Regions from separate parts of the Homo sapiens genome. Here regions 2 and 3 are each linked to region 1. A link is a loop called in an ENCODE intact Hi-C map of the cell type or tissue named here. Cell type or tissue: endothelial cell of umbilical vein. All regions are shown on one strand.

Evidence for each region. Peaks named below come from ENCODE experiments on the same cell type or tissue, not always from the same donor. Only the 100,000 strongest peaks of a DNase experiment are listed, where the experiment ranks them.
Region 2: it touches region 1 in a loop (3-fold over the local background); 14 of 110 quality-filtered maps call a loop at or near these places.
Region 3: a loop joins it to region 1, with 3.0 times the contacts of the local background. A loop is called at or near these places in 9 of 110 quality-filtered maps.

What each region holds. Positions count from the first base shown.
Region 1 is chr3:69,157,902-69,165,901 of GRCh38, reverse strand. No RefSeq gene overlaps it. Among named protein-coding and RNA genes, the nearest start is that of LMOD3, 39 kb to the right of the region's middle. In endothelial cell of umbilical vein, a CTCF peak has its summit at 4,119; a DNase peak (open chromatin) is centred at 4,081; H3K27me3 peaks cover 78 bases.
Region 2 is chr3:69,239,737-69,247,736 of GRCh38, reverse strand. The region is part of intron 7 of FRMD4B (FERM domain containing 4B); the gene reads left to right. Among named protein-coding and RNA genes, the nearest start is that of LMOD3, 120 kb to the right of the region's middle. In endothelial cell of umbilical vein, no CTCF peak of the experiment used is centred here; DNase peaks (open chromatin) are centred at 4,626 and 6,956; H3K27ac peaks cover 4,627 bases.
Region 3 is chr3:69,285,055-69,293,054 of GRCh38, reverse strand. FRMD4B (FERM domain containing 4B) reads left to right here. Exons shown (of 23, transcript NM_015123.3): 5 at 5,219-5,303. Among named protein-coding and RNA genes, the nearest start is that of FRMD4B, 97 kb to the left of the region's middle. RefSeq lists an enhancer at 3,901-4,891. In endothelial cell of umbilical vein, no CTCF peak of the experiment used is centred here; DNase peaks (open chromatin) are centred at 2,864, 3,854 and 4,034; H3K27ac peaks cover 2,610 bases.

The DNA of each region.
Region 1 (8,000 bases):
GGACACAATGGGCCCCTTTGGAAAGGTGATGCTTAAGCTTAGACTTGAGGATTGGTAAGAGAAGATACAATTAAGCAAAAAGAATAGAAGCTCTCTAGGGTTTAAGAGAATGACATATAACATTCGCCAAGGCTGTAAAGCCAGGAGAAGCTTGGCCAGTTTTAGAAACTAAAAGAATGTGAAGACAGATTATTATGCCAGGATTAAAGAAATCTATCAAGGTAAGAAGACAGAAAGCTGCCATTTTTTACTTCTCACCATAAACAGTGGGTTACAGGCATACATTACCCATCTAATTCTCCCTACAACTGTGCAAGAAAAATGGTCTTATCCCCAGATGAGGATATAAAAAGGGAGGTTCAGAAAGTTTAATATTCCTTTGGTTACATGGCCAAACAGTAAGTAAGTGGTAAAGCTAAAATTCAAACCTACGTCTGTTTGGCTCCACATCTCATGTTATTTGATTTGATTTGATTTGATTTGATTTGATTTGATTTGATTTGATTTGATTGAGACAGAGTCTTGCTCTGTTGCCCAGGCTGGAGTACAATGGCATGATCTCCGCTCAATGCAACCTCTGCCTCCTGGGTTCAAGCAATTCTCCTGCCTCAGCCTCCCTAGTAGCTGGGATTACAGGCACCCGCCACCACGCCCAGCTAATTTTTGTATTTTTAGTAGAGACGGGGTTTCACCATGTTGGCCAGGCTGGTCTCAAACTCCTGAGCTCGTGACCTGCCTACCTCAGCCTCCCAAAGTGCTGGGATTACAGGCATGAGCCACCACACCTGGCCATCATGTTCTTTATTAACCATGACATTATAAAAATGCAATTGCTCACCAGGTGCAGTGGCTCATGCCTGTAATTCCAGCACTTGGGGAGGCCAACATAGGAAAACTGCTTGAGCCCAGAAGTTTGAGCCCAGCCTGGGCAACATAGTGAGACCCCGTCTATACAAAAAAATAAAAAATGAGCCAGGTATGGTGGTGCACACCTGTAGTTTCAGCTATTTGGGAGGCTGAAGTGGGAGATCATTTGAGCCTAAGAGGTCAGGGATGCAGTAAGCCATGATCATGCCTCTGCACTCCAGCCTGAGTGACAGAGCAAATCCCCATCTCAAAAACAAAATAAAACCAAAAAAAGAAAACAGCAATTGCTCAACAACCACCTCTCTTAAATGGAAATCAATGAAAATGAAAAGGGAAGGGAAGAAGCAACTAAAGTAGGCCTGTGGAGGAAGAAAGAGGGAAGGTCAAAGGGAAGGTTGGAAATCAGACTAGCAGGGTGAAAATAACCAGGGGAAGAAAAGACAGCCTAGGGCAGCCTGCAGCTGGTGGATTTTCAAGCTGTGCAATTGCAACACTCCTGATCAGGGCATGGCTTGAAGATATTCCTGATGCAGGGCCCATTAACACTGACTGGGCTGGAATTACCTGTGCAGACAGGCTGGAGGAAAGGAGCAGTGGTGTTTGTTTAAGGAATGTACTTGGAAGACAGGAGATGTAGTTAACTAGATGAGCATCACAGCACCTGGCCTCTTCTTCCCAACACACACATAACTTCACCAGAGAAACCATTCTCTATGTGACCCTCCTCATTTTCAGAAGAAAATGGCTTCATAAGAAGATCAGGGCTGGGTACAGTGGCCCAAGCCTGTAATTCCAACACTCTGGGAGGCCAAGGCAGGAAGATCGCTTTAGGCCAGGAGTTTGAGACCAGCCTGGGCACTATAGCAAGATCCTGTCTCTACAAAACAATAAAAAGGAGTTGGGAGTGGTGGCATGCCCCTGTAGTCCAAAATACTCTGGAGGCTGAAATGGGAAGATCACCGGAGCCCAGGGATTCAAGGTTACAGTGAGCTATGATCACACCACTGCACGTCAGCCTCGGTGACAAAGTAAAACCCTGTCTCTAAAAAGAAAAAAGGAAAGATTAAGGATTGGAAAGCAATGATGAGAAATATATCATCAAGAATACTGACAGTCCAAGACTGGGAAGGGCATTTCCAGTAGCCCTTCAATTATGATGGAAGAAGCCTTTCAGGGATCTGATAGTGGGTGTCTAAGCAGACATCCCCATCTTTATAAAATAGTGGTTAAATGTGTAGGCTTTGAAGTCATGCAGACCTGGAGACAGACTGCTGTGCTTGGAATATTTCCTGGCCTTTCTACTGGCTGCTTATATGAACTATGGGAAGTTTCCTGACCTCCCTGGGCCTCAGTTTCCTCTCTAGTACATATCTCACAAGGATATTGTGTGGGCTGAACAAGATAATGCACCTAACCAGCTCAGCATAACATCAAGTCTCTAGAAGGTATTTCATGATATAAACTATTTCCTGAGGGAGAAAAGTCAGAAGATGTTGTTGAATATTAAGATGATGTTTGGAGGATTTGCACTGCCTTAGTTTAGCCACTGAAATGACAATACTAAACTAACTCATCATTGTTGAGGGCTGATTCACGTCTCAGGCACTGCTGTAGGTACTGGGAACACTTTTTTCTTATTTATTTATTTAGTTTTATTTTATTTTTATTTATTTATTTTTTGAGACAGAGGCTTGCTCTGTTGCCCAGGCTGGAGTGCAGTGGCACAATCTTGGCTCACTGCAACCTCTGCCTCCTGGGTTCAAGTGATACTTCCACTTCAGCTTCCCGAGTAGCTGGAATTACATACATGCACCACCATACCTGGCTAATTTTTGTATTTTTAGTAGTGACGGGGTCTCATCATGTTGGCCAGGCTTGTCTCGAACTCCTGACCTCAAGTGATCCTCCCACCTTGACCTCCCAAAGTGCTGTGATTACAGGTGTGAGCCACCATGCCCGGCCACTTTTTTCTTGTTTAATCCTCACAGCAAGTTTGCAATTATTAATTCCAAACAGAAGCTCAAGAAGGTTAAGTAGTTTGCCCAAGTTACATAGCTAGAAGGTACACAGGCCTGGATTCCAATTCACAAATGTATAAGACAGAAACTTTGTAAAGCATGAATTTGTTCCACTCTGGAGTCCACTGTGCAGGGAGGTTTCACACAGGTCTAACCTGAGGAATCAAACTGATTAAGGCATTTTCCTAACAGTTCAGCTACAGCTCTTCTGCTTAGTCAGGACTAGGACAAGCACTTGAGGCTTGTCCTAGGACAGCCCTGCTGCTGGCTCAAAGACAGGTCCCTACCTTTTCTATGTTCATATGAATGCAAACAAGCCAGCCAGTAGGACGGTCAGATTTAACAAATGCAAATACCGGAGGCCAATTAAATTTGAAAAATAGCTCTAACCACCAAATTTTTGTAACTTAATTTTTTAAAAAGCTGAATATAGGACATTTAAGGCATCCTGGAAAAAAAATCCATACAGGACACCAAGCAAAATCATTAAAACAGGACATGTCCTGTAGATTCAAGACACCCAGGAAACCTAGTTGCCAGGCCCCTGCTCAGGAGTAAGTAGCACAATAATAGATGTTTGAGAAACCCCACACCCTTGGAGATTGTAGGCTGAGCAAATGGGTGTCATATCCTTCCCATCCACAGAGAAGTTGGCCCTGCTTGATCCCAGAGCTTTCTTCAGACTGAAAACCTTCTAGGACAGGCCCAGTTTGGTCTGTAATCATGCACAGAATATATAGAAACTCCCCTGAAAGAGTTTAAGAAAACTCAAACTCTTGAGAAAACCTGAGAAACCTGAAAAACGCCTGAGAAAACCTTTTCTTTCTTCTTTTTATTTATTTAGAAATCTGTTACAATTTGGACTAAGTGGGCACAGTTTTAAAGGTTCTTAAAACAAACATTTGGGTTCCATCACATCTACATAACATTGGTCAAGAATCCATCCATCCATCAAATCTATTTGCAGCCAATCAAAATCTCAGTCCTTTAGGACTGTATTAAAATCCAGCGATCAACCTGTAGCCAAGGAGCTGAATATTCATAGAGAAAATCACATAAGCAAGCAGATTTATTTTATTTTAGAGTCATGATCACCATCTCACACGGACACTCAACGCTGCTATATTTCTCATAAATGTGCACTTCCATGTCACACAACTATTTGAGAAACCCTTTTCTAAAAGTAGTTTTTCTCTGGCCTAGAATTCTGGAGCTTGGTCAATGAGGACACCTAGAGGCCTATCTGGGTTAATGCAGGCAGGAGTTGCTGAGTCTGAATTCATACTTTAATTCAACACGAGGTGTACAAACAAGTTTCAGCAGCCCTGCAGAAAAAAGCAAACAAAACTTAATTTCTAATGCCCATCAACTCCATTTACTAGCTATGTCTTCTAGGGGAAGTAGCTTAAATTTTTAAAAATGTCACTTTTTATAAAGTGGAAATAATCGTAACAATCTCCTAAAATTTTAAGGATTCAACAAAATGATGTACTTCAGGAGCTTAGCACAGTGCCTGGGACAAAGTGAGCCCTTATAAATGTTTGTTGTCCTTATTGTTTCTAATGGGATACTACAAGGAAATGGAATATAAGAGGGTTAATAACATTTAACATTGTTTCATTTAAATATTAATTAAATTAAATACAAACATTAAATATTAATATTTAACAGTCATTGAGTGCCAAGGCCAGGCTTAGGGTTAAATGAGTGAGGTACCTGCCGAAGTGCAAATTTTAAGAGCGCACCCGAAAACGTGGTTGACAAGATAAATAATATTTCAATGCAGTCTTTTGAAAAAATCCAACTTCACGCAATTTTTTCCCATGATTAAAAAAATGTCACCCCAGCACAGTAGCTCACACCTGTAATCCCAGCACTATGGGAGGCTGAGGTGAGTGAATTGCTTGAGTGTAGGAGTTTGAGATCGGCCTGGGCAACATGGTGAAACCCCGTCTCTACAAAAAAAAACACAAAATTTAGCTGGGTGTGGTGATGTGCGCGTATGATCCCAGCTACTCAGGATGCTGGGGGAGGATCACTTGAGCCTGGGAGGTTGAGGCTGTAGTCAGCCGAAATCGTGCCACTGCACCCCAGCCTGGGTGATAGAGCCAGATCTTGTCTCAAAAATAAATAAAATTGAAAAAAGTCAAAATTTTATATAAATACGAGTTCAGTATTACCGATTTTTCCTTTTGCGTCAGACTCCAATATGACTCAGAACTGCACTGCACTGAGTTAACACTTCATCTTAAATAACCAGAGGAGATATCTTTCTCCCATCTGTAAAATAGACGCCCATTTTACAGATGGGAGGGGGAAAGCAAGCCTGGAGGAACTGCTCAGACACACTGCCCAAGGTCACATGATCAAGTAGAGGGTCAGAAATCAAGCCCAAATCAGAATAATTCTAAAGCTCATTCTTTCCCCTTTCTCTCTCACACATACCTGTCCTTCACCATGTGACTTAGGCTACAGTTTTTCTATTCCAGGGTGTAATTTTACCAGTGCTGTAATTAGATTTGCCAGGTGAGCAGATAAAAATTTAAAATGCCCAGTTAATGTTAAGCTGTGCTGGCGATGACATTTTCCCTGAATTAAATGTTAGAAAGATATCGTCACACTGCATTCTCAATTCCTTTGTTGTAGAGCATTCTCTGAACTATCAACCACAAAATCATAGTTGGATCTGATTTTTGACCTGACATCAAATGCTGCCTTTGTGGTTAACAGACTATCTAAAGCTTAACTAAATTACTGAGGTGGGGCTATCAACAAGCCATATGTAACAGTGTTTTTCACCATGTTATATATAATAACACAGTGGTCAGTCTGCATAATGCAGAGATCTAACTGATGAAGATCAGCTTTCCTTCTGTAGTTTAAAAAGTTTAGGCATGGGCTGGGTGTGATGGCTCACACCTGTAATCCCAGCACTATGGGAGGCCGAGGTGGGCGGATCACCTGAGGTCAGGAGTTCGAGACCAGCCTGACCAACATGGGGAAACCCCATCTCTACTAAAAATACAAAATTAGCAGGACATGGTGGTACATGCGTGTAATCCCAGCTACTCGGGAGGCTGAGGCAGGAGAATTGCTTAAACCCAGGAGACGGAGTTTGCAGTGAGCGGGGATCGCACCATTGCACTCCAGCCTGGGCAACAAGAGTGAAACTCCATCTCAAAAAGACTAACGAACAAAAAAATTAGGCATGCTTTCCATGGTGCATCCTACCCTTGTAATAAGATCCAGCTTCGATATCAGGAAGCAGAAGATAGAATGAAGGTTTTCCTTGGAAAAAAGCATGGATTCAAATGCATCGCATTCTAGTAATGTTTATTGATAAAAGAGTAAAATGTTCAGGCATTTATGCTTACATTGCTTCTCCTTTTTCTTCAACCATTATACCAAAGTTACTTTTTTTTTTTTTTTTTTTTTTTCTGAGACAAAGTCTGGCTCTGTCACCCAGGCTGGAGTGGTGCAATGGCACGATCTCGGCTCACTGCAACCTCCACCTCCCGGGTTCAAGCAATTCTCCTGCCTCAGCCTCCGGAGTAGCTGGGATTACAGGCATCCGCCACCATGGCCGGCTAATTTTTGTATTTTTAGTAGAGACAGCGTTTCACCATTTTGGCCAGGCTGGGCTCAAACTGCTGACCTCAGGTGATCCACCCACCTCGGCCTCCCAAAGTGCTGGGATTACAGGCCTGAGCCACCCCACCCAGCCAAGGTTACTGTGTTTCAAGATAACTAGATGTAACAAATGAAACATATCTGAGTTACTTCAAAATAGATTGTTTGCTTTAATTCTTAGAAAAATAAAAAATAAAATTCCCAGTTAAATTTGACTTTGGGATGGTAGCTGGGACCACAGGCGCACATCACCAAATCATTGTTAGGATTCGTAATGTCCCATGCATGTCTTTATTTTATCTGACAGTCTATCCTCCCCTGCCTCATCACCCAGGTGACCAGACATTTTAATAAACAGAGCTCACGATTTCAAAATGTTATGGATCTGCTGGATCAGGCCTGCCATTTCTGTGCTGAGCACAGATCAGAAATAGTAAATGGCTCTAACAGAGTAACAAGGGCCAAAGAAATATTGAAAACTGGCTTGGTATCTATGTAGGCTTAAAAGCAAAGGGACGGTGTGAGCTTCATTTGGCTTTCCCAAATCCCCTTTCTGGCCTTTGCTGAGATGCTTTGGTATGAGAAATTACAAGCCTGACTTAGAATAAAATACAGAAAATTCTTTAGGTGCACTGTGTTGTTTGGCCTGCAAATGTTATTTGTTATTTTTTAGGATCTCCAGCTCCTGGCAACGTAAATTATTTTGTTGGCAGAACAATATTCTGAACCCCAATGATTTGCTTCCATTCACAGAGCAATGAAAATGATTGAGAATGTGTGAAATTCATTCTTTAAAAATACTAGTGATCATGCTGCCTAACTGAAGCTGAAACATTAGCAAGGTTCAACTCCTTGGAGTTCAGTGAATGGAATATATTGTCAACAATTGTTTCTTCTAATAATGTTGCTCCATGCAGATTAAGAGAGGGAAACATTTCAAGGCTAGCCTGAACTTTAGCTATTATTTAAGAAAAAAATTGAGAAATTAGTTCTTTTCGGGGGGGGACGAGGGGGTTGTTTGTTTTTTTGAGACAGAGTCTCACTCCGTTGCCCAAGCTGAGGTGCAGAGGTGTGATCTCGGCTCACTGCAACATCCGCTTCCCAGCTTCGAGCAATTCTCCGCCTCAGCCTCCTGAGTAGCTGGGATTACAGGCGTGCAACACCACGCCTGGCTAATTTTTGTATTTTTAGTAGAGATGGGGGTCTCACCATGTTGGTCAGCTGGTCTCAAACTCCCAGCCTCAAGTGATCCACACGTCTCAGCCTCCCAAAGTGCTGGGATTACAGGTGTGAGCCACCACATCTGGCCTCAACTTTTATTTTAGATGCAGGGAGTACATGTGCAAGCTTGTTACATGGGTATATTGTGTGATGCTGAGTTTTGGGGAAAAATTGATCCTGCCACCCAGGTAGTGAGCATAGTATCCAACAGTTATTCAACAGTTGCCCCCCCTTTCTCCCTCCCTCCTTCCATCCTCTAATAGT
Region 2 (8,000 bases), 82 kb before region 1:
GTGGAGCTTGCAGTGAGCCGAGATAGTGCCACTGCAGTCCGGCCTGGGCAAAAGAGCGAGACTCCGTCTCAAAAAAAAGAAAATTAGCTGGGCATGGTGGCAGGCACCTGTAATCCCAGCTACTCAGGAGGCTAAGGCAGGAGAATTGCTTGAACCTGGGAGGCGAAGGTTGCAGTGAGCCAAGATCGCGCCACTGCACTCCAGCCTGGGTGACGGAGTGAGACTCAGAAAAAAGCTGCTGTGTCTCTACTGTTGTCTTCTCCAGAAAAGCCACGTTTCCTGGGAATATCAGATATGCAAGGAACACAGTCATTTATGGGGGTGATTTTTAAAAAACAACCCTGGATAAGAAATCATACGGGAGGTGATTCTAAAGTCAATTTGTAAATGAGGGTTTCAGGGCCCAAAAGCTCACACTCAATGGATTGCTAACCCACCTTCCCCACTTAGCCCCAGTCAAGGCTGTGACTGACACCCTCTGAGCCTCAGTTTCCTCATCGGTAAAATGGTACCTTTCCCATAAAACTGTCATGAGAATCAAATGTATGTAAACGTTGCCCAGGGCAACATCTGGCTTATAGCAAGTAATCTACACCCTTGGGCTATTATTATTAATTTAGTTATTATTATCCTCATTATTACTATCATCCTATCTGGTCTCTTATCTACCTCTGATGAGACTTTTGAGACTAAGGTTGGTCTGAAGAAGCTGTAATAACCTATAGTTATGGGGGAGGTGGAGAATAGAAAAAGAAAGGGTAATTTCACAAACCTTCCTTAGGGAAGATCCCTTGCCTGAGGCAAAGGAAGGCCTAAAAGGGACAGTCCTTCAGTTGTTCAAACATTTGAGCCCTAGGACATCAAGGTTGGCGAGTTAATTCTGGGCAAGCCCAGTCCAGACCTTTGCCTTCACTCGAGCTTGTTCCTGGTGGTTTTCCTGAGTGATCACGAGGTTGAAGTGGCGCACACTGTTTTGAAATTGTCCAAACTACACTAAGTAGTGGAGAGAGCGTGGGACTGGAAATCACGCAGACTGGCAACATCCCTCTGAGTGGCCACTTATCCTGTCTGAGCCTCGGTTCCCTCATCTGTAAATTGGGGTTAATCAAAACAATGGCTTTGCAGGTTGGTTTTCAGGACATGTGGGAGCATTTTGCAAATTACCATGCTCTCCCTATCTGATCTTCTCCCCTGAATAGAGAGGATATGTTTTTCCTCCAAAGTTTTGTTCTAAAACTCCTCTTTGTTTTTCTTTTGTTTTATTTTGTTTTTGTTTATTTTTGAGATAGAGCATTGTTCTCTCACCCAGGCTGGTGTGCAGTGGCATGATCTTAGTTCACTATAACCTCCACCTCCTGGCTCAATCAGTTCTTTCATCTCAGCCTCCTGAGTGGCTGGGACTACAGGTACACACCATCACACCTGGCTAATTTTTGTATTTTTTGTAGAAACAGGGATTCACCATGTTACCCAGGCTGGTCTCAAATTCCTGGGCCCAGCTGATCTGCCTATGTTGGCCTCCCAAAGCGCCGAGATTACAGGTGCAAGCCATCGCACCCTGCCTTGTTACAAAACTCTTCTGAGAAAATCAGGCGCCGGGTGCCGAGCACAGTGGCTCACGCCTATAATCCCAGCACTTTGGGAGGCCGAGGCAGGTGGATCACCTGAGGTCGGGAATTCGAGACCAGCCTGGCCAACATGGAGAAACCCTGTTTCTACTAAAAATACAAAATTAGCTGGGCATGGTGGCACATGCCTGTAATCCCAGCTACTTGGGAGGCTGAGGAAGGAGAATCTCTTGAACCCAGGAGGCAGAGGTTGTGGTGAGCCGAGATCACACCATTGCACTCCAGCCTGGGCAACAAGAGTGAAACTGTCTCAAAAAAAAAAAAAAAAAAAAAACAAATTAGCCTGGCACGTTCGCAGACGCCTGTAGTCCCAGCTACTTGGAAGGCTGAAGCGAGATAATTGCTTGAACCCAGGAGGTGGAGGTTGCAGTGAGCCAAGGTGGTGCCACTGCACTCCATCCTGGATGACAGAGTGGGACTCTGTCACAAAAAAAAAAAAAAAAAGAAAAGAAAATCAGCCAAGGCCAGGTGCAATGGCTCACTTCTGTAATCCCAGCATTTTAGGAGGCCGAGATAGGCGGATCACTCGAGGCCAGGAGTTTGAGACTAGCCTGGCCAACATGGCAAAACCTTGTCTCTACTAAAAATACAAAAGTTATCTGTGCATGGCAGCACACATCTGTAATAACAGCTCCTGAGGAGGCTGAGACACAAGAATCGCTTGAACCTGGAGGTGGAGGTGGAGGTTTGCACTGAGCTAGAGATCGTTCCACTGCACTCCAGCCTGGGCAACAGAGCAAGACTCTGTCTAAAAACACACACACACACACACACACACACACACACACACAAAGAAAGTCAGGCAAAATAAAATACCATGAGGCAATGTTGTAGTGGTTAGAGCAAAGACTGTGGAACCAGACAGCCTGATTCAAATGCCAGCTTGGCTACTTATTACCTGTGTAATCTTGAACAAATTACTTAAAATCTCCAAGCCTCAGTTTCCTCATCTGTAAAATGGGACTTACAATTATAATACACACTCCATAGGATTGCTGTGAGGATTAAATGAATTAATATTGCATTTGTAAAGTATTTAAAACAGTTCCTGTAATCCATCTTATTTTACCAAATTGATGGACATGATGGACTCCCCTATTGTTACAAATATTACTTGTTTCCCATATAAATAATGGGAAAAAAGATGTTCATCATGGCCTTATTTATATTAGCTTTTTTTCCCCATAAAGCTAATATAAATAATGCTGTGATGAACATCTGTGTGTATTTATTTTTAGTCTTGCTCTGTTATCCAGACTGGAGTGCAGCTCATTGCAACCTCCACCTCCTGGGTTCAAGCAGTTCTCCTGCCTCAGCCTCCCAAGTAACTGGGATTACAGGCACATACAACCATGCCCGGCTAATTTTTGTATTTTTAGTAGAGACAAGTTTTCACCATGTTGTCCAGGCTGGTCTCAGACTCTTGACCTCAGTGATCCGCCCACGTCAGCCTCCCAAAATGCTGGGATTTTTGTTTAAACAGAGTCTCGCTCTGTCGCCCAGGCTGAAGTGCAATGGTGCCATCTTGGCTCACTGCAACCTCCACCTCCTGGGTTCAAGAGATTCTCCTGCTTCAACCTCCCAAGCAGCTGGGACTACAGGCATTGAGACTGTGTCTCAAAAAACATGATAAACAAACAAACATTGACCAAAATATGTCCCCAAATACCTTCCTAGGCAAAGTGGCTTTTTCAGTAAAAACAATGACTGACCACCTAATTCTTAAGGCTGCTCTGGTCCACTCCTTGTGAATATCCACCTCTTTCTTGAATTCAGCATTTCCGAAGCTGACCTCACCAACAGCCCAGCCTCCAAACCAGCTCCTCTTCCATTGTCTCCCTTTGAATTACAGCTCCATTCTCTCTTGCATGCTGTCTGAGGATTTCCCCTTTCCTTTCCCATCTTTTTCCCACCTGTCAGACAGATTTCCTTCTGCTGATCAGCACCGCAACTTTCTCAGCCCTCATTCCTTCCCACTCAGCCTGACTGTAAAAGTGTGTGTGTGTGAATTATGTGTTGAGCTAATAATTGGGTATTACAGTGTTATTTTATATATTATTTTTTGAGATGGAATCTCACTCTGTCGCCCAGGCTAGAGTGCAGTGGTGTGAGGTTGCTCACAGCAACCTCCGCCTCCCGGGTTCAAGCAATTCTCCTACCTCAGCCTCCCAAGTAGCTGGAATTACAGATGAGCACCACCATGCCCAGCTATTGTTTGTGTTTTTAGTAGAGACGGGGTTTCACCACGTTGGCCAGGCTGGTCTCGAACTCCTGGCCTCAGGTGATCTGCCCGTCTAGGCCTCCCAAAGTGCTGGGATTACAAGCGTGAGCCACCGTACCTGGCCTACAGCATTATTTTAAATGTACATGTCTGATTTCATTCAGTCTTACCACATTAGCTATTATCTCCATTGAACAAAGTAATAAATGTAAAATTTAAGCCCAAAGAGATTGTTACATTGCTGGTGAGTTCTCAGATCTGTTCTGATTCCACCACACACTACTGCCTGTGCGTAACTTCCAGCTACCTTCCTACGACATAGATTTGATCATTGTTTATTTCTAAAAATCTCTTAATTTCTCATTGCACACAGACACCTGCCCACCAACACCAGCACAACCTGGCATTCAAGGCCATATTTGGTTGGCATTACACATTTAGTCTCCCATTCTCTGCTGTGCATACTCCTTAGTATCTGCTCATGCCTCTCTTCATTTTTTCTCCGCATGGCCCATGCTATCTGCCTTCATGGCTTTGTTCAAACTCTTCTTCCTAGAATACCTTTAAAAACAGCAATCCTCCCTTTTTATTTTGTTTCCTGCCGTGTTCCCTTCAGAGTATTTTAAGTTAACATTATCATAACCAGTAGGAAACCCTGCTCTCTGAAAGTTAATTAAAATAGTGGAGTGGGGACTTCCATTTTCTTTAAATAGATGACAGTCTGAATTTCCAAGTCAGCCCTTAAACCGCAAAGATAACAGGCTACTTGGGTAACACAACACAGACAAACAGAGAATTCCTGAAAGCTGACACGGCAAGGAGGCAAGGCTTTATCACCCAGCTGCCAGCCACAAATGAGTTTGTAAAAGCAAAGCTTTTTTTTTTTTTTTTTTGAGACAGAGTTTCACTCTCGTTGCCCAGGCTGGAGTGCAGTAGTGCGATCTCGGCTCACTGCACCCTCTGCTATCCGGGTTCAAGCGATTCTCCTGCCTCAGCCTCCCGAGTAACTGGGATTACATGTGCCCACCACCACGCCCGGCTAATTTTTGTATTTTTTAGTAGAGACGGGGTTTCACCATGTTGGCCAGGCTGGTGTTGAACTCCTGACCTCATGATCCACCATCCTCGGCCTCCCAAAGTGCTGGGATTACAGATTACAGGTGAGCAACGAGCCCGGCCTTTTTTTTTTTTTCCTAAGATTTTGAGAGGTGAAAATTACCAAGTAACTATGTGATTAGGGTGCTTCTACTTGTAAGAAAAAGTGAGTGACTACATTTTGCAATTCAGTGCTGGGTCAGAATGAGAGTATATTAACACCCAGCTTCAAGTGGGAAGGGAATATTCACAAGTTACAGCTGTGCTACAAAAAAAAAAAAAAAAAAAAAAAAAAAAAAAAAAAAAAAAAAAAATGCAGCTATTTCCCATGGGAAAGGAATTTCTTTGGATGCCCTGGAGAGTAGTTAAGGAAGGGAGGATAAAAACACTTTCAAGAAATTTGCCCCTTAGTTATTACACCTCTGGAGCACTTAAAGCTCTAAAATCTAATTTCATTTCCAGAGTCTTTACCGTCAATGATAATAATAAAAATATCATCTCCCATGGGCAAGGCGCTATGCTGAGTACCCACTGGAATCAATGGGAAGGCTGTAGTGAAGAGAGGAGTTTTGGAATTTAACTGCCTGGGTTCAAATCCAGGCCCAGCCACTTGTTATGTACCTGTGGGTAGTTTGCCTAGCCTCTCTGGAACCATTTCTTTGTCTCAATAAACAATATTTGCCATCGTTACTATTATTAATATGTTTAATCCTCACAGCAACCCTTTGATGGCACTGTCATTGTCCCCATGTTATAGATAGGAAAACTGAGATTTGTAGCTGTTAAGTAGCTTACTATTTAGGTCACATAGCTAGAGAGTGGCAAATTAGGGCTCCAAACCACATGCATTTTACCACTGTTAGAGGTTTCCTTTTTTGTTTTTTGGGGGTTTTTTTGTTTTGTTTTGTTTTGTTTTGTTTTTTTGAGATGGATCCTCGCTGTGTTGCCCAGGCTGGAGTGCAGTGGTGCAATCGCAGCTCACTGCAAACTCCGCCTCCTGGGTTCAAGCAATTCTTCTTGAAATTAGCCACCATGCCTGGCTAATTTTTTAATTTTTAGTAGAGACGGGGTTTTACCTTGTTGGCCAGACTGGTCTCAAGCGCCTGAATCTCAGAAAATCTGTCAGCCTCGGCTTCCCAAGAGTGCTGGGATTACAGGTGTGAGCGACTGCACCCAACCAGTTTCTTTTTTTGTATCCCAACACAAATTTGTTAGAATCATTACCTTCCTGGCCAGCAGAATAAAGAAGGCTTACTTGACAGAAATGAAACGTTTTTGTCTTATTTCAGGTCGGGCCTTTGATGAATCAACAAAACACTTTTGTGAAAACTCTTGAGAAGTGATTTTCCTCTCTACAATACTTGGTTAAAAGTTAAACAAAGTTTCCCAAGTTCTCTTGGCTAAGTTTTCAATCTGCTCATGAGCGCTATGAATCTCCCAGAAGGGGACACATAAGCAGCATTTTCCACTCTTATTTCAGCCTCTTGCTGGACCACACACTCTACTCTATGAACCATAGAATCAGAGTAGGAGTCAGGCTTCTGCATTTCACAGCTTAAGTATTTTGCATTTCAAAACCCCTTGCATTTCACAGCTTAAAAAAACCTGATGCAACTAAATGAACACAAAAACCCTAAGTCCCACCTTAATACATCTTTAGACAGTTACTAACACCACATAGGATCAGTCCTATACAGGAAGTAACTCTCTTGACCCATTTGAGTTCTCAGTTTCTTTCTCCACTGGAGTGGACCAGGCCGTTACACCCATCATAGCTACTTGGTCCTGAAATGAAACTCAGCATACTTGGCCTCTTCAGGTAGCGGCTGGCTGAGACACAGGCATGCGTGGCATTCGGTAGGAATAGAAAGTAGCATGACATGAACTACTTCCACTTCTCAAAGTGCAAACCATCCAGAGTCTACAGGAGCTGTGAGACGACATTGTTGAGGGAGAATTCTACATTCCCCCGCTGATAAGCATTTCCAGGCCTTTTGGTTTGTTTCTGGAAACACACTAAGTGATAACATAACACATAACAATACAGTCTTCTTATCTGTGTTCAGATGGCTAATGCGGTTAATCCATTTTTTTGTGTGATCAGGAAAGACACATTGAATCACACATACAGGAAGAAGGATTAAAGAGTTGGGGCTTCAAGTTGACCATAAATAATTTTTCACTTGTCTAGTAGGAAGTTTCCCAGAAGAGAAACACATTTCTTTGACTTTCCATTCTTTTGTAGGAAAACATTATCTGCATTGATTGTTTTTCTTTTACGTGTTCTTTTTTTTTTTTTTTTTTTTTTTTGAGACAGAGTCTTGCTCTGTCGTCCAGGCTGGAGTGTGCAGTGGCGCTATCTTGGCTCACTGCAACCTCCGCCTCCCGGGTTCAAGCAATTCTCCTGCCTCAGCCTCCCAAGTAGCTGGGACTACAGGCACATGCCACCACGCCCGACTAATTTTTTGTATTTTTAGTAGAGATGGGTTTTCACCATGTTAGCCAGAATGGTCTCGATCTTCTGACCTTGGGTTCCACCCTCCTCGGCCTCCCAAAATTACAGGCATGAGCCATCATGCCTGGCCTATGTATCCTTTTTCTAACTCTAGATTTAAGAATAAATTTTTTTAAATTGTAGTAAAATATACATAAAATTTATCATCTCAACCATTTTTAAGAATAGAGTTTGGTAGTGTTAAGTAATGTTTATGTTGGGTGTGTGTGTGTGTGTGTGTGTTTGAGACAGAGTCTTGCTCTGTCGCCCAGGCTGGAGTGCAAGTGGCATGATTTCGGCTCACTGCAACCTCCGCCTCTTGGGTTCAAGCGATTCTCCTGCCTCAGCCTCCTGAATAGCTGGGATTACAGGCACGCACCACCACACCTGGCTAATTTTTTGTATTTTTAGTAGAGACAAGGTTTCACCATGTTGGCCAGGCTGGTCTCGAACTCTTGAGGCAATCCACCCGCCTCAGCTTCCCAAAGTACTGGGATTACAGGCGTGAGCCACCACGCCTGGACGTGTTTATGTTGTACGGCCAATCTCCAGAACTTTTTCA
Region 3 (8,000 bases), 130 kb before region 1:
CTAATGGGAGGAGCCCAAATAACAGTGACAAAACCTTCCTGAGCAAATTCTCTTCTCAAGAAATTACACTTGTGAAGCCGAGGTTTGTCTCCAAAATGTGTGCCTATTCAAAAAGCCTGGGTTCTTTCCGAAGCTGAAAAATTAACCATGGGCTTCAACTTAAGAAAACCTTAGTGAAATCGCTCACAGTAAGCATGCAAAAAGGAAACAGTATCCTTTTGCAAAAAAAAAAAAAAAAAGGCTGAAAAAAAGGTCTTTATGAATCTGGGATAGTCCATTTCATGTCATTAAGAAGCCCTAGATTTTGTTTTCAGTTCATGGTTTGTGTTGATAGGTGTGCCTGAAGAGCCATTTTCCCCAAAGCCCATATGTATTTTTCATACACTCCATAAATATGAAGCCATTACAATGGCCCCCTTGAGGGAGAGATGGAATTGTGGATTCAGAAAGCTGGTAATCTGATGCCTAGGCAGGAGGCACCAGGGCTGGTCGCCAGAAAGTAGTGGGAAATAAGATAGGGACCTGTTTACTGGGACTAGGATGTAGTCAGGGGCCTGGACTCCAAAAACAAGGTGAACCCAGTTTCTAATACAAAGGTATCTGTTCAAAGTTGGATGCGCTACAAATTGATTTGGTGCCAAGCTACCCAGCAACCTGTATGCGGTTTCTTCAGGGCTCAAAGACTAGCAGGAGGATTAGTTTGGCTAATATGCTATCCGCCTGAGTGCCCTTCCTACCTTTGTTACCTGGTGAACTCATGCATTCTTTAAGACTCAGCTCAACTGTCCCCTCTCCTGTGGTGCTTAGTTCTATGGATTTCAGTTTGGCAGCATTCTCCCCTTAATTCATAAGCTGAGTTAATTGCCTCAGGCTGGTGGGCCCCCACAGCATTCTGTACATGTTATATTTCATTTTGATTGTTATTGTAGGAAAGCATTATATCATATTGACTTGGAATATGAACTTAGAAGTCTAACAGACCTCAGTTTGAGTCATGGCTCCACTACTTGCTAGCTGTATGGCCTAAAGAAGAAGACTTGACATCTCTGTATCTAAGCTTTCTCATCTGTAAAATGGGCTCATAATTTGTTGCCTACTGCATCTGGTGGTACCAAAGATGGAAAAAAAAAAAAAAAAAAAAAAAGAGATTCCTGTAGAGCACTTTGTATTATCCCTAGCATGGAAGAAGCCCTCTATTAACTTGGGTTCTTTAGTTGCCAGCAACAGAACTACCTGTGGCTAACAAACAAAACGGAAGGAAAACTGAATTGACAAAGACTCAGAAAACACAGGGATGAGGGCTTCTGCAGGGATCTAGGGAGCAGAAACCAAGGGACAATTTCATCAGAGTGCTGTTAGCAGAATAAATAGGCTCCAACCATCTTTGATCTTTAGGTCATTCTAATCAAGTTTATTCTCCAGGGTGAGAAGCTGACTGGCCTAGCTTGGGTCACCTACCCACACCATGATGAAGGAGTTTTAGTAGAGCAGAAAAAATGTGTCCCAGTGTCCCCCAAGCAGGTCTCACCCATCTGGTCAGCATCACTCATTTATATCCAGCCAGTGATCCTTACGACTTTTGCATATGTGACTGTTGCCATAGGCCAGTGCAGCTTTACTTATTAAATGTCACAATCACAGAACTCTTTTTTTTATAAGTTTTGGAGGCAATGGGAAAATACAAGTGAAGACTAAATTTTAAATAATATTAAGAAATTCTTATGAGCTTTGTTGTGTGTGAAAATTCATTGACCCCGTGTTTTTAATACAGTCCCTGTTAGAGAAGTCTATTGAAGTAATTAAAAGTGAAGGAAAAAAATAATCTTAGAAATTTCAAGTAGAAGGCAGATGTTGAGTTCTACTAATCTGACCTAGGATTTTTTTAGGGCAGGGAGATCTCTTCCTCTGGAAAGGGCTTCCCCTTCTGAGACTACTCTAACTTTTAAAAAGGTGTTTCATAGGTTAATCAAAATCCTTCAACGTAAGTCTTTTGCCATGGTTTTGCTTATTGAAGCAATAGAGAACACACGTACTTCTATATATGTTAACATTTTGGTGAAAACGTCACACTTGTCTTATTTTTCTGCTATTTTTTACATGGTTGAGACGCCCACAATTACTAAGGGTTCAGCTTCCTGCTGAGTGCTAGTTGAGTGAACTGGGAGCGGCAGCCCAGGAGGAGATGTTGGTTAAGAGCACTGTCCACAGAGTCAAAGTCATTGTCCCAGACCAAGACCTAGCCCCACCAGGTAGGCAGATCTCTAAAACTCAGAGTCTGCGTCTGTGAAATCAGGGTCATCATAGGTCCCTCCCCAAGGCAGTTGTGATAATTAAATGAGAGAACAATCGGGAAGCACTTAGCACATTGCAGGCACCTCAGTAAGAGCTCAGGGAAATGTTAGCTGGGATCCTGCTGCCGCCCTTAATTAGGCTGCCCACTGGAAGCCTGCTCATATTATCTTCATTGATAGGGATACAAATGCATGGGAAAGCCAAGAAAGCAGGAAACAGCCACCACCAAGTAGCTGAACTGGAAGGTTCTTGGAAATGCACAGAAACTTGTATAACATGGGTCATCTCAGCCCTGTAGCAGCAGCCAACCTCTGGTCTGCCTCACTTTGGTGTCTGCCATCACAAGTGACTCGGCTACCCTGCTTCAGTCCATCAACTCCTGCTGTGGACTCTTGTCCCTCTCTACTTCATGGCTTCTGCTGCCTCGTAATTTCTGCTTAGTGCCTTTCTCTGCCTCCACTGAATCCCTCCTCACCCGCCCCTCAAGTCTCTAAGAGACCATGTGCAATTGGTTGACTCATTCATCATGCAGTATAAAAAGCATCTGTTGAGTGGCACTTGCTCCTTTCCAGGCCACCTCACCGCCTGACATCTTGGCTGCCTTTGAGTCAGGTGACTCGCCTAGTCCACGCAGCAGGGCTCAGGGTAGAAGACACTAGACTGATGGGAGAGGAGAATACTGTCTACCCAAAAGGAAAAGCTGAGACAAAATTAATATAAAAAGCTTATTTGGGACAAGGTTGAGGACTGCAGCCTAGGACACACTTCCAAGTTGCCTTAGGAAGTGCTCTGGAGAAGTAAGGAGAGGTCCAAGTGTTTAAAGAAAAAAAGGACAAATCAAGAAAGGGGACAGTTACAAAAGTTGTTCGTCAGGAATTAATTCTCCTTGGTTTACAGAAATAACATTGATCAGTGATTGGCTATACGTTGTTTTTTGGGTTTTTTTTGTTTTGTTTTATTTTTGAGACAGAGTCTCCCTCTGTTGCCCAGGCTGCAGTTGTAGTGGCATAATCTTGGCTCACTGCAGCCTCCACCTTCCAGGCTCAAGTGATTCTCCTCCCCCAGCCTCCGGAGTAGCTGAGATTACAGGTGCCCGCCCGCCACCACGCCCAGCTAATTTTTGTATTTTTAGTAAGAGACAGTTTCACCATGGTGGCCAGGATGGTCTGGAACTCCTGACTTCAAGTGATCTGCCCGCCTCGGCCTCCCAAAGTGCTGGGATTACAGGCGTGAGCCACTGCGTCTGGCCTGGCTATCCATTGTTGAGCTACAGGTTGTGGGTTACAGTGTCCGGGGCAGTGGACACTAATGTGCCCAGTGCAGCTAGTTTTGGCAGTAGCAAGCAGTTTCCGGAGAAAAATACATAGCTCAAGGAGGGAAGTAAGACTTGATTGTTGTCTATTTTAATGCCTCTCTAGACCTGATAAATTGAAAGAACTGGAATTCCTCAGATAAAAGTTCTGTTCTTTCCTCAGAGATAAGTACAGTCACGACATTCAATTTAAAAAAGACACAAAGAAACTAAATAATTTGCCCAAGGCCATACAGCGAATAAATGGTGGACATGAAACACTACATCTTGATCTTTTGGATTCCAAAACCTATTTTTCCCCCAACTCCTCATTTCCTTCACCACCTTTGTACTTAACTTTCTCTTCTCATAAATCTGACACTCCTCCATCTTCATTAACCTCACTTACAAGTGAGATAAAAGCTTGTAAGTAAAAATACAAAGGATTTGTTCTCTTTCTGGAACTTCCGTTGATGACTCAACATTAAAGGGTGGAATGTTTCGAATGATTTTACCATCTCAGTGATAAAATCTTTCACAGCCCTTTCAGCTGCATTTATTTATCAAAGGTATCATCACTGTGGAAAGGGAGAAAAAGAGAAGCAAAGGCTCAAGCACTCAGGATTCCGCAGAGCTAAGGATAGGTTCACCTGGCCACTTCCTAGCCCTGGTTTACCTTCACTCTCACTGATCTGAGAGTAAATTCCCTTTCGGACTCAAAGCAGTGAGCTGTCTTGGGGCTTGATGGCTCTTCATGATTATTAATCAAGCAATGCTCCAGAACTTGAGGAAAACTTCGGGGCCCCAGCTTGCCCACTCGCACACCACAGAGTGCCAGCCTTTGCAAGCCGGCCTCATCAGTACAGGATTATGAAAACAGAGTTGTTAAAGACTCAGCCTCCTCCCCACCCGGGAGCTGTCAGAGCGCTCCTGAGAGGGGCCTGCCTGCAACCTGTGGTTTCACAGATTGAACAAGCAAAATCCTAGAAAGGGAGTGGGGCAGTGAGGCCCAGAATACCCTGATTTGCATGAGAAAAGACCAAGATTGATGGCTGCTGAGAGCCTGGCTTTGAGCCAAAGGAAAACCCAGGGCCTGGAAGGATGGGAAGGAAGAAAGGAGTGATTGAAAAGTGTGATGGAAACTCACCCAGTGAATGGGGGTCAGGTAGGCATGGGGCCCTCAGGCCCCTCCGTCTAAAAACCCCCGAGCCTCAAGCAGGCTTTGGGGTTCGGTTAGGTAGTGCTTGCTCAGCCGACTTCAGCTTTCAACTCCTAGTTCATCTGCGCTTTGTTTTGAAGCTGTCTGAGGTATTATGAACTCCCAGAACATGTTTCAAAGAATAAGCAACACAGATAAACGTTTGTTTTTGTTTGTTTTTGGTTGAATACCATTTGGGGTTTCTCTTTAACTCACCTTCCAAGACACAAAAACATCCTGAAAGAGATTTTAGGTATACATACACATACATCCATCACATAAATACGTGCGGTGCATATTTCTTTTAAAACGGAAAAGAAAGCACAACCTTCCTCAGGTTTCTCAAAATTCTTGCCCTGCTTTTGGGGAACACTGAATGAGGAATGCTGAGAGGTGAAAATAAATCTGAAGGAACAAACTCCTCTGCTGTTTTTCAGGTTTTACATTGAGAGCATATCGTTTTTAAAGGATAAAACCACCGTGGAGCTGTTTTTCCTGAATGCAAAGGCCTGTGTGCACAAGGTAGGTGCCCCGTTTGTCATGTTCACTGGATGCCTCCAGAGCGACTGGGATGACAGGAAGAAATGGTTTTGCCTCTCTTCTTGCATTCAAACTAAGAAAAAAAAAAAGGCCACAATCTTTTCCATGAATATGTCCTACCCCCCAACTACACACATACACAAATGGTATCTTTTCTCAAATTCTGAGTGGGAAAGACAACCATCTGCACGGGAATCCTGCATATGCACAATCACTACTACTTTAAATCCAGCAAATAATCGACACAGAGTGACCCAGAAAGACAGAAAGATGGATCAATCAGATCATAATCAAAACGTCTAGGCCAGAAATCTTTTTAAATAAGGTATGCCCTACACTTACAGTAATTCAAAACCAGCCTTATTATTTCGGTTCAATTTCTGCCTTCTGATCCCTGCACACATGTGCCACCTTAAATCTAGGCAAGGAAAGCTGCTCACAGCCACATATTTTCAAGCAGTATCTCAGTTATCTGTGGTAAGGGACAGGGTTTTTCTTTTATTGTTTTTTATTTCTATCTAATGAATCAAGGACAGATCACTTTTATAAAATTCAATAAACATGCATTGCTAGAAAAATAATCCCATGCTGGGATGTTACAGCCATGTCAAATTGCTATAAACGTTTTTACGGCCGAGCATGGCAGCTCATGCTTGTAATCCCAGCACTTTTGGAGGCCAAGACAGGTGGATCACGAGGTCAGTAGTTCGAGACCAGCCTGGCCAACACAGTGAAACCCCATCTCTACTAAAAATACAAAAATTAGCTAGGCGTGGTGGTGTGCCCCTGTAATCCCAGCTACTCGGGAGGCTGAGGCAGGAGAATCACTTGGACCCTGGAGGCAGAGGTTGCAGTGAGCCTAGATTGTGCCACTGCACTCCAGCCTGGGCGACAGAGTTAGACTTTGTCTCAAAAACAAGAATAAAACAAAAAAAGTTTTTAAACACTCTCAGTTTTTTGTTTTTTCTCTTTGCAGACTAGCATAGCTTTAAAAGCCTTCACTGTGGTCTTCTCAAGCAACTTCCTGAGGAAGGGAAGGGAAGCCATGGGCCAAGAGATGCCCAGTGGAGCCTGGCTCCTCCCTTGTACGTTCTGATCTCAATGCCTGGGAATCTCAGAATTCCCTATCCAGACTGTATACCTGTTTCCAGGCCTTCTTTTAGGGTTATTGAGCATGTTATGTGTTCATTTTACCTCTTTTGTTGGATTATTAGCTATAACTCTTTGTTGTTTCCATGGTTACTTTAGGGTTTATAGTATACACATTTTTAACTTATCAAGTCTACCTTCAAGATGATATTATACCACTTCACATGTAGCATAAGAATCTTACAGTAGTATACTTCCATTTCTCTCCTCTCAGCCTTTATGCGATTGATGTCATACAATTTACTTTTAGATAAGTTACAGATGCACATGACATTATTATTTTTGTGTAAATATTCAATTAACTTTAAAGAGATTTAAACAGTACCAAAAGTCTTACATATTTACCCATGGAGTTAGCATTTCTGTTGCTCTTCATTCACTTGTGTAGGTTAATATTTCTGTCTGTTATGATTCTTTCTGCCTGGAGGACTTCCTTTAGCATTTCTTATAGTGTGGGCATACTAGTGGTGAATTCCTTCAGCTTGTACCTGAAGACATCTTTATTTGCCTTTGGTTTTAGAAGATAATTCACATGATATAGGATTCTTGTTGGCAGTTTTTCTCTCTCCGTACTTTAGAAATACTGATTCACTATCTTCTTGCTTGCATTGTTTCTGATGAGAAGTCTGCTGTCATCTTTATCTTTGTGTTTCTGTATGGAATATCTTTTTCTTTAGCTGCTTTTAAATTTTTCTCTTTTTTCTTTTTTCTGCTTTGAGCAATTATTTTTTTTTTCTTTTTGAGATGGAGTCTCGCTTTGTTGCCCAGGGTGAAGTGCAGTGGTGCCATCTCAGATCACCGCAACTTCTGCCTGCCAGGTTCAAGCAATTCGCCTGCCTCAGCCTCCCGAGTAGCTGGGACTATAGGTGTGCACCACCGCACCCGGCTAATTTTTGTATTTTTTGTAGCAATGGGGTTTCGCCATATTGGCCAGGCTGGTCTCAAACTCCTGACCTCAGGTGATCCACCTGCCTCGAGCCTCCCAAAGTGCTGGGATTATAGGCATGAGCCACTGTGCCTGGCCTGCTTTGAGGATTTTTATTATGAGGTGCCTTGGTATAGCTTTCTTCATGTGTTTGTGTATGTGTGTGTGTCATTGGCATTTATTGAGCATCTTGGCTTATAGTTGTCATCAAATTCGGAAACATTTTAGCCGTTATTTCTTCAGGTTTTTTTTTTTTTTTTTTGGCCTCATGTATGCCTCATTTGCAAAGCCCAATTACACATACGCTTGGCCACTTGAACTTGTCACATAGTAATGCTTTGCATTTGTGGGGATTTGGGGGAATATGATATCTTGTATAGTTTCTCTTGCTTTGTCTTCAGTTTCCCTCATCTGTTTTTTGCAATCTAATCTGCCATTAATCCCATTTTGTATATTAGAGTTTTTGTTTTTGTTTTTTTGTTTTGTTTTATTTTTTGAGACAGAGTCTCACTCTTGTTGCCCAGGCTGGAGTGCGGTGGCACAGTCTTGGCTCACCACAACCTCCACCTCCTGGATTGAAGTGATTCTCCTGCCTCAGCCTCCCG